Linked DNA regions of Mus musculus: region 2 is linked to region 1. The links are chromatin contacts, found by Hi-C in ENCODE. All regions are on one chromosome and are shown on one strand. Each heading gives the region's core, a stretch centred on a gene start or an enhancer-like site at or near the end of the contact. The rest is flanking DNA. Distances are from core to core; before and after follow the strand shown. Region 1 holds the start of Ndufb1 (NADH:ubiquinone oxidoreductase subunit B1). Region 2 overlaps Asb2 (ankyrin repeat and SOCS box-containing 2).

Region 1 (4,338 bases), core at 1,224-3,723:
CTGTGGTAGATGTGTGCCTACACACACACACACACACACACACACACACACAAAACAACCTTTAAAGGTATCTACTGCCCTAAGAGGGAAAAATAAAAACAAGTAAAAACAAGTAACTGAATGTTTTTACAGGGAGCGAGGTGAGGAGGAAGCAGGAGCTGCCTGAAACCAGTTTACTATTCTCTCAAGGTCTGGCTCAAAGTTTCCTCCTTTCTCATCCTTCTTCCATTATTAGTCTAGACTAATGTGAGCCACAGATGTAATTTAAAAATTTCCCAGCCACATTTACAGCAAAAAGAGGTAAGGCCTGGTGTTTTAACGGTGTCAAATCATCACTTCAGCAGGTCGTCATTTAATGAGTCAGTTTCCAGGGTTTTTGCACTGTGTTCGGCGTGTACTTTCCAGTTCATTCCCATTCAAGCCAACCTCATTTCAAGCGCTCAATACTGCATGTGGCCACTGTAATAGCAGAGGTCTAGACTCCCAAATAATGCTTTGGGCTGGGGAACGTTGTGGTTTTGCCACTGCGTAAGAGCAAAGTTGGCACCACCCTCTTTTTATGTCCATGTCTCAGACCGATTTCAATGGTATTACCAACCATCAAGTTTCGCAGACTAAAAACCATTCACCCACTACCAGTAAACTGGCAGTCACAGGTGGAACCCTATGTAGGTGGCATTTGCTTCATTTCTTCAGGTGGTTCTTCTCCTGCCTCAGCGAAGGTTCTTGTTGCCTTACCTGAATGGCTGACACTGCATCTAGTTTTCTTATCTCAGGTTGGTCCTGCATAGCCTTATATGCCAGATCATCCTAAGACATAAATACCTCCTGCCCACTCCCTGCCAAGTGTGCACCAGCTTCCTGCTGACTAAATGCAAGACAAGCTCCAAGACCACTCACAAGCCGACCTAATCTGCACCTTCAGTCTGCACCAACCACTCTTCCAGTTTTTGATTTGTTAAAAATCTCCCCAACAGTGCTCAGCCTTCTCAAGTTTTTAATCCCTCTTCTGCACCCAGGAATAACTTTGTTCTCCCAGGCTTAGCAAATTCCTCTTGATCTGGCTCAGGTGCAAGCTTTTCATTGTCCCCAGGTAAAGCTTCATTACTTAGCACAAAGGAGGCAGGAGGAGTGTTTGCCAAGGGATGATGATTGTGTCCAAAAGCGATCATCTTTGCATCTCCCAAACCAAGCACAGTGCTCGAAGCAATAGAAATAAATGTGCTGAACGCACTGAACCCACCATATCGGGAATTCCCCCAGGGCAGTGACTTCGACTACCTCTGCTTCATCTCGAATATATACCAGATACTTGCTTTCTCAAGAATGATCGTTCACGCTGAGGTCAACTAATGAGAAATACGCAAAGACGGATCTGGACTAGTCCTGGGGCTCACAGTGGGAGAAGTCTCTCTTTAATCGTTCAGGTAAAGAAAGGCTTTGAAAGGGGCAAAGGAATCGTAAAATTAAAGGGTAGAAAAGTAGGCATAGATGATGCTTAAGTTCTCCTTGTCACAGGGGCCAGAGTACTGGGGCTGGATATGGCCTGACTTCTGGTTTCCTGAAAAGTACGTAAGCAAGGAAACTAGGAATGGGATCTTGGGAAACGTGGTGATTGTGGTAGCGCCGAGAGAAGTTAATTCTATCAAGGCGTGGCATGAGCCTCTCAAGGGTCTTTGGAATTAAGGAGCTACGAAGGCACCTGCTGGCCTCGTGTTCTCTGAGCCCAAGATGGGAAAGGCAGAGATGGGGAGGCTTGGGGAGTACGGCGGTACAAGGGGAAAGAGCCCAGGCTGGACGCGGATTAACTTTTAGCTCCAGCTGATGAAAGCTCAGAGGAACTAGACAGGAGGGAGGGCAAGGAGGAAGCATAGGCGCGCCCCAACACCCCGAGGTTTCAGCCCGGGGAAAAGTCACTTCTCTTCCCCCTTGCGGAACGCTTGTTCCAGGAACCACGGAGACTGTCACAACCGAAACCGCGGGAGCGCGTCCGGGCGACACCGGGCCGACGCGGGAACCCATCCCCTTGAGGGCCTCCTCCCAACCCGAAGGCTCCTTTCCGTCTCCCGTCCTCACCTGCCAGGCCAATCTCCCCCCGGCACCGTCCGCCGCCCTTCCCAACCCCTAGTGGAACGCAGGTCGGAGAGCGAGCAGAGCTAGCGCGCGCTCAGCGGCGGAGAGCAGCCGGCAGGAGCCCCTGTGTGGTGGCCGCCATCTTGGGCCTGAGCAGAGCGGCTGAGGCGGGGACGACCCGGGCGACACCATCTGTAGGGGTGGTGACGAACCGGGTCAGGGAAGAGGACAGCGCAAAAGCTCGCAAACCTTGTCAGCCTGGATCCACGTCTTATTCAAAACGTGTCGCGATCATTCACAGCTTAAGATGTACGGGATTCGCGCGTGAGAAGGGAGAGAGAAGCGCCGGTTTGCCGACGCCACCCCCTCTCATCAGGGCTGGCGCGGCGAGTGGCAGCTCCTTAGGTCACGGCTTCCGCCGGCGCCAGTGGCCTAGCTCCCTGCGGCTGTCCTTGGTCGCCTTGTCACCAGGCTGAAGGTGGGTCTGGGGACCCCGGCGCCACCCGTGGTGGTGATGCGGGCGGGAGGGTTCTGGGGAACGCTCGCATGGAGGGGAAACAGGGTCGCCTTCGGTGACCCCTGCGCGCTGCCCGCCCCACGCCTTTTACAAAGACTGCTCTGGGGACGATCTGATGGCCTGGCTCTCGGGGGACTCGGAAGGGTTCTCAAGGATCCGACTCTTGAGCCCACAATAGGGAATGCAGCTCCTATCCAGAAGCGGGGCGCGGTCGCCCAGGCGTCTGTCTCCTCGTCCAACTCTCCTGATTGTGAAACCCGCACGTAGCCATTTGCCTTTTAAAAACAAGGCTTTCTGCTTGGTTTCCAGTCCGTGTTATGATCTCAACGGTTTCGGTTTTGCTCCATCCATTCCATATCTTAGGTGACACTTTGTAATAATTATAAAGAACTGTGGGGTCCAGTCCAACACAAGGTATTATCTCTTAAAAAGTCTACATGTGCCTGCAGTGGTGGTGGCGCATGCCTTTAATCCCAGCACTTGGAAAGCAGAGGCAGGTGGATTTCTGAGTTCAAGGCCAGGCTGGTCTACAGAGTGAGTTCCAGGGCAGCCAGGGCTTTAAAGAGAACCCCTGTCTTGAAAAACAAAACAACAAAAAAAGTCTACATGTTTCCAGCATGAATCCAGATAGAAGACTCAGCAAAATAAGACTCACAGCAGTGTCTGTTATTCTTGAAAAGGGAAAGAAACTTTAATCCCAGCACTTGGAAAGCAGAGGCAGGTGGTATTTAAGGGAAATACCTTGTGTTAGAGAAAAATATTAAGAAATATGTGGGATGTGGGGTTAGTTGTTTTTTGTTTTTAAAAAGTCTCACACACACACACATGGAGAGAGAGAGAGAGAGAGAGAGAGAGAGAGAGAGAGAGAGAGAGAGAGGCTCTGCAAAGAAGAAAAGAGAGGAGGAGTTATTTAACTGTTTACCTCCGTACACAGGAGAGAGAGTAGAACAAAAGAGCTTAAGCCTGATCAGGATACAGATTGTCTGGGGACTATGCTAATCCTGACTCTTTACCCTATACTTAAAGCAAGTTACTTTGCCACAACTAAATTTGGATTTCTTCATCTGAAAAAAAAAAAAAGCCCCAATCTTGAGACATGGTTACTTAAATCTGCAGTCTGTGGTGAGGAGTATATGAATTAGCTATGACGCAGAAACGCCTCGTCCATGTGGCCTACATCTGTAACTCCAACTACTTTTGAGGATGAGGCAGAGGGATAGTAAGCCAGAGCTTCACAGTAAGACTGTCTCAAAAAACAAATACAAAACAAACAAACAAAAGATTCAGTTCTTGTTAAAAGCTTGCCCAAAAAAAAAAAAAAAATTGGATCACTTTAATATTAAAAAAATAAATGACCAAGCCGGGCATGGTGGCACACGCCTTTAATCCCAGCACTCGGGAGGCAGAGGCAGGCGGATTTCTGAGTTCGAGGCCAGCCTGGTCTACAAAGTGAGTTCCAGGACAGCCAGGGCTATACAGAGAAATCCTGTCTCGAAAAACCAAAAAATAAAATTAAAAAAATAAAATAAAATAAAAATAAATGACAAGACAGAGTGTGTGGCTCTGATACGGTGTGTGCTTTTCAAAGCCAAGGCTGCTTCCCTCCTTCTCTCACCCCCTTCTGTCTGCCTCCCCCCCCCTCTTTTTCTTGACACAGTTTCTCTGTGTAGCCCAGGCTGGCCTTGAACTCAGAGATCCTCCTGCTTCTGCCTTCTTAGTGCACCACCACTGCCCAGCCTCCCAATTCT
Region 2 (4,338 bases), core at 564-3,063, 1.4 Mb before region 1:
CACTAAGTGTTCTAACTCACCACTAGGTCAATTTTTATTATAAATACAAATGACACATGACTAACAACATTACAGCCAACAAGAAAGACGGTCTGTACCGCTCACTACAGACGGGTTTTTCAAATATTTTTGATCTGAAGTTGGCTGACTCCACGAGTGTGGAACTTCTGCTCTCTCAGGGCGGGCTCCCTGAGCTTTCGTTTTTTAAGAACTTTCTTAAGGACACCCCTAAGGTCTCGATGATAAGGAACCTGAAGCCTAAGGCCAACTAATGGGCCCAGGGTCACAAGGCTAGGAACTCGGAACTGACTAGCTCCAAAGTCCAGGCTTGGCCTTGCCTGACTGATTTATGCTTGGATGCAGGGGACTGTTGCTCAGTGGGGCTAGTGCTTCCAGCTCTGTCTACAGGAAACACACCTGTAAGGCAAAAGAAGTCTGCCTGGCATCCTCATCCTGCCTGCTCTCCATGCCTCCCCCTCCCTCCCCTCCCCTTCTCCCCTTCCCACCTCATCTACCCAGCTGCTGGGCTTTCTAACAGTATGACCTGAGGCCACATGAAAAGCCATCGACATAGCCCACAGTGCCACTTGAGTAGTAGGAGAAACAAGTGAAGTTTTACATCATCTTATAAAAACGTATGTTTTGTGGCAAGGCCAAATTACATAGCTCAAGCTGATCTGGACCTTGATGGTGAAGCCCAGGCTAGCCTCAAACTTTGAATCTCGCTGCCTTGGTCTCCTCGTTGCTGAGGCATATACAGGCATGTACAAGCATGACACACAATTTATATATTTTTTATTTCTAAATATCATCATTTGTACTCACCACCAGTGTAAGAATGCTACGTGAAGGCTCAGTGGGTAACTTTGCTTGCTTCCATGCCGAATGAGCTGAGTTTGAGCCATGGTACCTATATGGTGAAAGAAGGGAATCAACAAGTTGTCCTTTAACCTCCACTTAGGTACCATGGCATTCGAGACACACACACACACACACACACACACACACACACACACACACACACACTCATGTTTATCTCTTATCAAGCTCTTAAAATCCCGTGTATTTCACATTTGCGTGTGGCCAGTGGCTCCCAGGTGGGGCAAGATTGATCTAGGGACACTGTCTTTGCAGGGGCAGCCAGAAAGGTGCTTGTAATTTGCTCTTCATGTGCTTGGGAAAGAAATACATACGTTGTGAAGAGGCTTTTACTGCCCTCACCCACCCCCAGCCAAGGTTGTGTGTGTTAGAGGTGGGGTGTGAGGGGGACAGTAAGCTGCTGAAACAGGTGGGATCTATGTGACTGTGGGCCATGGGCCTCAAATCTCAGCGTTCCCAGCAGCCAGTGACCCCTATGTGACCTTGACCTCGGGAAAGTCGCCCACTCCCTCAGAATTTCTGCTTCCTTGTCTAACAACTTTAATGTACAGGTTTTGCTAAGGTTAGCCGCAGCAGAAGTGACTCTTAAGTGGGAAATGAACCATCTTAGCCCTCTCCCCAGGTTGACAACCATCAATGCTTACACTAAGTCACACTGTTCCTTGCTGCTGTCAGTTAACCTGTATCCCACGGGCTGGGCCAAGGTCTGGGCACCCTGTTCTTAGAGGCCCTTTCCACAGGAATGTCAGACAGGCTCCTTGGGCAGTAGGGAAGAGAGCAAAGCCTTCAGGCTCGTAAGCTAGCTAGCCCTGACCACATCCCACTGGGGCCTCAGAAACCCTGTGCAGGGACCTGGCTCATCCGGTTCCTGTTTTGGCTGGTTCGGCTGAAGTCAAGCGCAGGTTCCTCTTTCTCAGGAGAGGACTAGATAGAGACCAATGGAACTGTTACAGGAGCCACACATCGCTGAGCGCCTGCAGCCTCCTCCGAAACTCAGGAGCCCCTCCTGAGGCCAGGCAGTTTGTAGGTCCTGCTGATTCTGCAGAAAAGCTTCCTCTTACTCTCCCCCACTTGAACCCGGTTTTAGCCTCATTACATTGCCCTCCCTCCCCATCCCACCCCCACCCTCCACCCCCCAGTAGAGGTCTAGGATCCCTGAGACTCATGACCAGAACTGGAAGTTAGAGAGTGTACAGGACCTCAGAGCCCGTGAATCTCCATCTTTGGGTATTACAATATTATCAAGCAGGCTACAGGACATCATATGGGCTCCAGGGGGCTCCTTGTCATCCTCTGGGTTTCAGGTTAGCCAGCCCTTTCTCAGTGAATCCTGCCCTAACCATTTACTCTCTGTCCTGGTGGCTCCTGCATGGATGCCCCTGGATGTCACCTCTAAGCCTTACTTGTTTGCTTCTGCCAGGGACCTGTGACGTTCATTCGGGTTCTCAAATGCCTGCTCTGCTTTCGGAAGCCTAGTCCTCACCATCTGGCAAAGGCCGCTTGTGAACAAGTGCACGGGTGGAGAGAAGGACAAAGGGCCATGAGAAGGGAGGTAGCTTTGGAGGTTCAAGTGTTTTCTGTGTCGTTTACTGCATGGGCAATGACTTCAGGTTAGATACCCCGTCCCAGTGAGTCCTGACCTGACTGCTTCTTAGTGTCCCTTCCCAAAGTGGCGATAGCTGAAGCTGCTCATCTCAAAGTGTCTCCTCCTCCTCCTCCTCCTCCTCCTCCTCCTCCTCCTCCTCTTCTTCTTCTTCTCCTTCTCCTCCTCCTCCTCCTCCTCCTCCTCCTCTTCCTCTTCTCCTTCTCCTTCTCCTTCTTCTTCTTCTTCTTCTCCTCCTTCCTCTTCTTCCTCCTCCTCCTCCTCCTCCTCCTCCTTCTCCTCCTCCTCCTACTCTTCATCCTCCTCCTTCTCTTCTTCTCTTCTTCATCCTCCTCCTCCTCCTCCTCCTCCTTCTCCTCCTCCTCCTACTCTTCATCCTCCTCCTTCTCTTCTTCTCTTCTTCATCCTCCTCCTCTTTCTTTTCCTTCTCTTCTCCTCCTCCTCCTCCTCCTGCTCCTCCTCCTCTTCCTCCTCCTCCTCTTCCTCCTCCTCCTCTCTTGGTGCTGGGGATGGAACCCAAGTCCTAGCTTGGCAAAACATCAGCTATATACCCTCAGACATCCTCCCCCCCACATGTAGTCTTCTAGCAAAAATCCAGTGAAGCAGGATGGAGCCTCCCTACACTCTGCAGCCTGCATTCACTCCCCCTGTTCCCTAGGTGAGCAGTTCCTGGGGCCCCAACCTCATGACTGCCTCAGTTTCCCTGAGCAGCTTCTGTGTTGGGCTAGGAGAGTCTCCTGAGAGCTTCCTAGTGACAGGACTTGTTGGGGACTAGGGGACATTGTTCCCTTGTGCCTCGGTGCCTTTGTTACTGTAGGTACCCGGTGAATATTTTTAGGCAAATAAATACTTCGAAGCCAAGAACACACTTTGGGAATGCACTTTGTCATTGTCTTTAAAATGGAGCGCAGAGTCCTAAAGGAAACCATAGGAGGACCCCTTATAAAGCACGAAGTCTCTTCTTAGGGCCACCTCCCCACAACCAGGTGAAGGGACAAAGTACAACAGCCAAGAAAGTCTCTTGCCAAGTCTGGGCCGGAGAGCTCCCAAGAGGCCTACCTCACTTCCTATCCAGTGGGGAACTTGGGTCCATATATGCACCTGACCATATATGCACCCGACCAAGAGAGCCTGAGGTTACTATGGAGAAGCAACTCCAGCTGACCTTCAAAGCCTTCAAACGCCTGCAGTTTATTGAAGGTTGCTCTTCTCAGAAGGCCAAGGAGTGAACCATAAACCTGGACTTGCTTGGGATGGGATGCATGACTGCAGAAGCCTCCAGTCAAACCACAGCCCGTGCTGGGTCCATCCTACCCCACACCCACCCAGTTTGCAGCCTGAAGAAGGCCAAGGCTGAAGGTGTATGGGAACCCTGCAGGGTAGGCTCCGTAGTGGAGCTTGCTGTGTTCTGGAGAGGAGCAGACAAGCCCTACCTGGATCTCACTTAGGTCATAACCTGTAAGCCACATCCCACGGAAGCATTCTCCTCTCTGATGACTCAGCCCAGTGGTTAGCTCTGCTGGGAATTCCCCTGCCGCAGCCAGCAGAGGGGAAGTGGGGGCCTTCTGCTTTGGTTTGAAAGCACAAAAGTCCCTCGGCTTCCCATCCAGCCTGAGACTCAGAGTTTGGGTACTGTGAGAAGCCACACAGCTGACCCCCAGACCAAGGTCACGCAACCCAAGTTCAGTGCTCCTAGAACAAGTTCTCTTGTGTGCTCTCAACCCCTTCCTGCAGCTCTGTGGGTGTGTGGCCTTGTCACGCACCTGTGGCCACTGAGCAGTTAAGGATCTACAATACTTGACCCAGAAGTCCGCAGTCCCAGCCCTTGACACCAGGCTCTTCATTCTACTGGAATG

The links. Hi-C counts contacts between places; a loop is a spot of excess contacts on that map.
Region 2: a loop to region 1 is called in a map of T-helper 17 cell, with 4 times the contacts of the local background. The contact joins the enhancer-like site here to the promoter of Ndufb1 in region 1. A Hi-C loop is called at or near these places in 2 of 37 maps with a recorded cell type or tissue (T-helper 17 cell and v-Abl transformed pro-B cells).

Annotation. Positions count from the first base shown.
Region 1 is chr12:101,973,873-101,978,210 of GRCm38, reverse strand. It overlaps Ndufb1 (NADH:ubiquinone oxidoreductase subunit B1), which reads left to right and starts at 2,473. Exons shown (of 3, transcript NM_001378525.1): 1 at 2,473-2,551. Cpsf2 (cleavage and polyadenylation specific factor 2) reads right to left here and starts at 2,237. Exons shown (of 15, transcript NM_016856.3): 1 at 2,077-2,237.
Region 2 is chr12:103,341,091-103,345,428 of GRCm38, reverse strand. The region is part of intron 2 of Asb2 (ankyrin repeat and SOCS box-containing 2); the gene reads left to right. It overlaps Gm15523 (predicted gene 15523), which reads right to left. Exons shown (of 4, transcript NR_166807.1): 2 at 826-910. Among named protein-coding and RNA genes, the nearest start is that of Gm15523, 6.4 kb to the right of the region's middle. Within about 2 kb of position 1,813, at least 1 of the 3 ENCODE cell types and tissues checked has a DNase peak (open chromatin) inside an H3K27ac peak, as active enhancers do.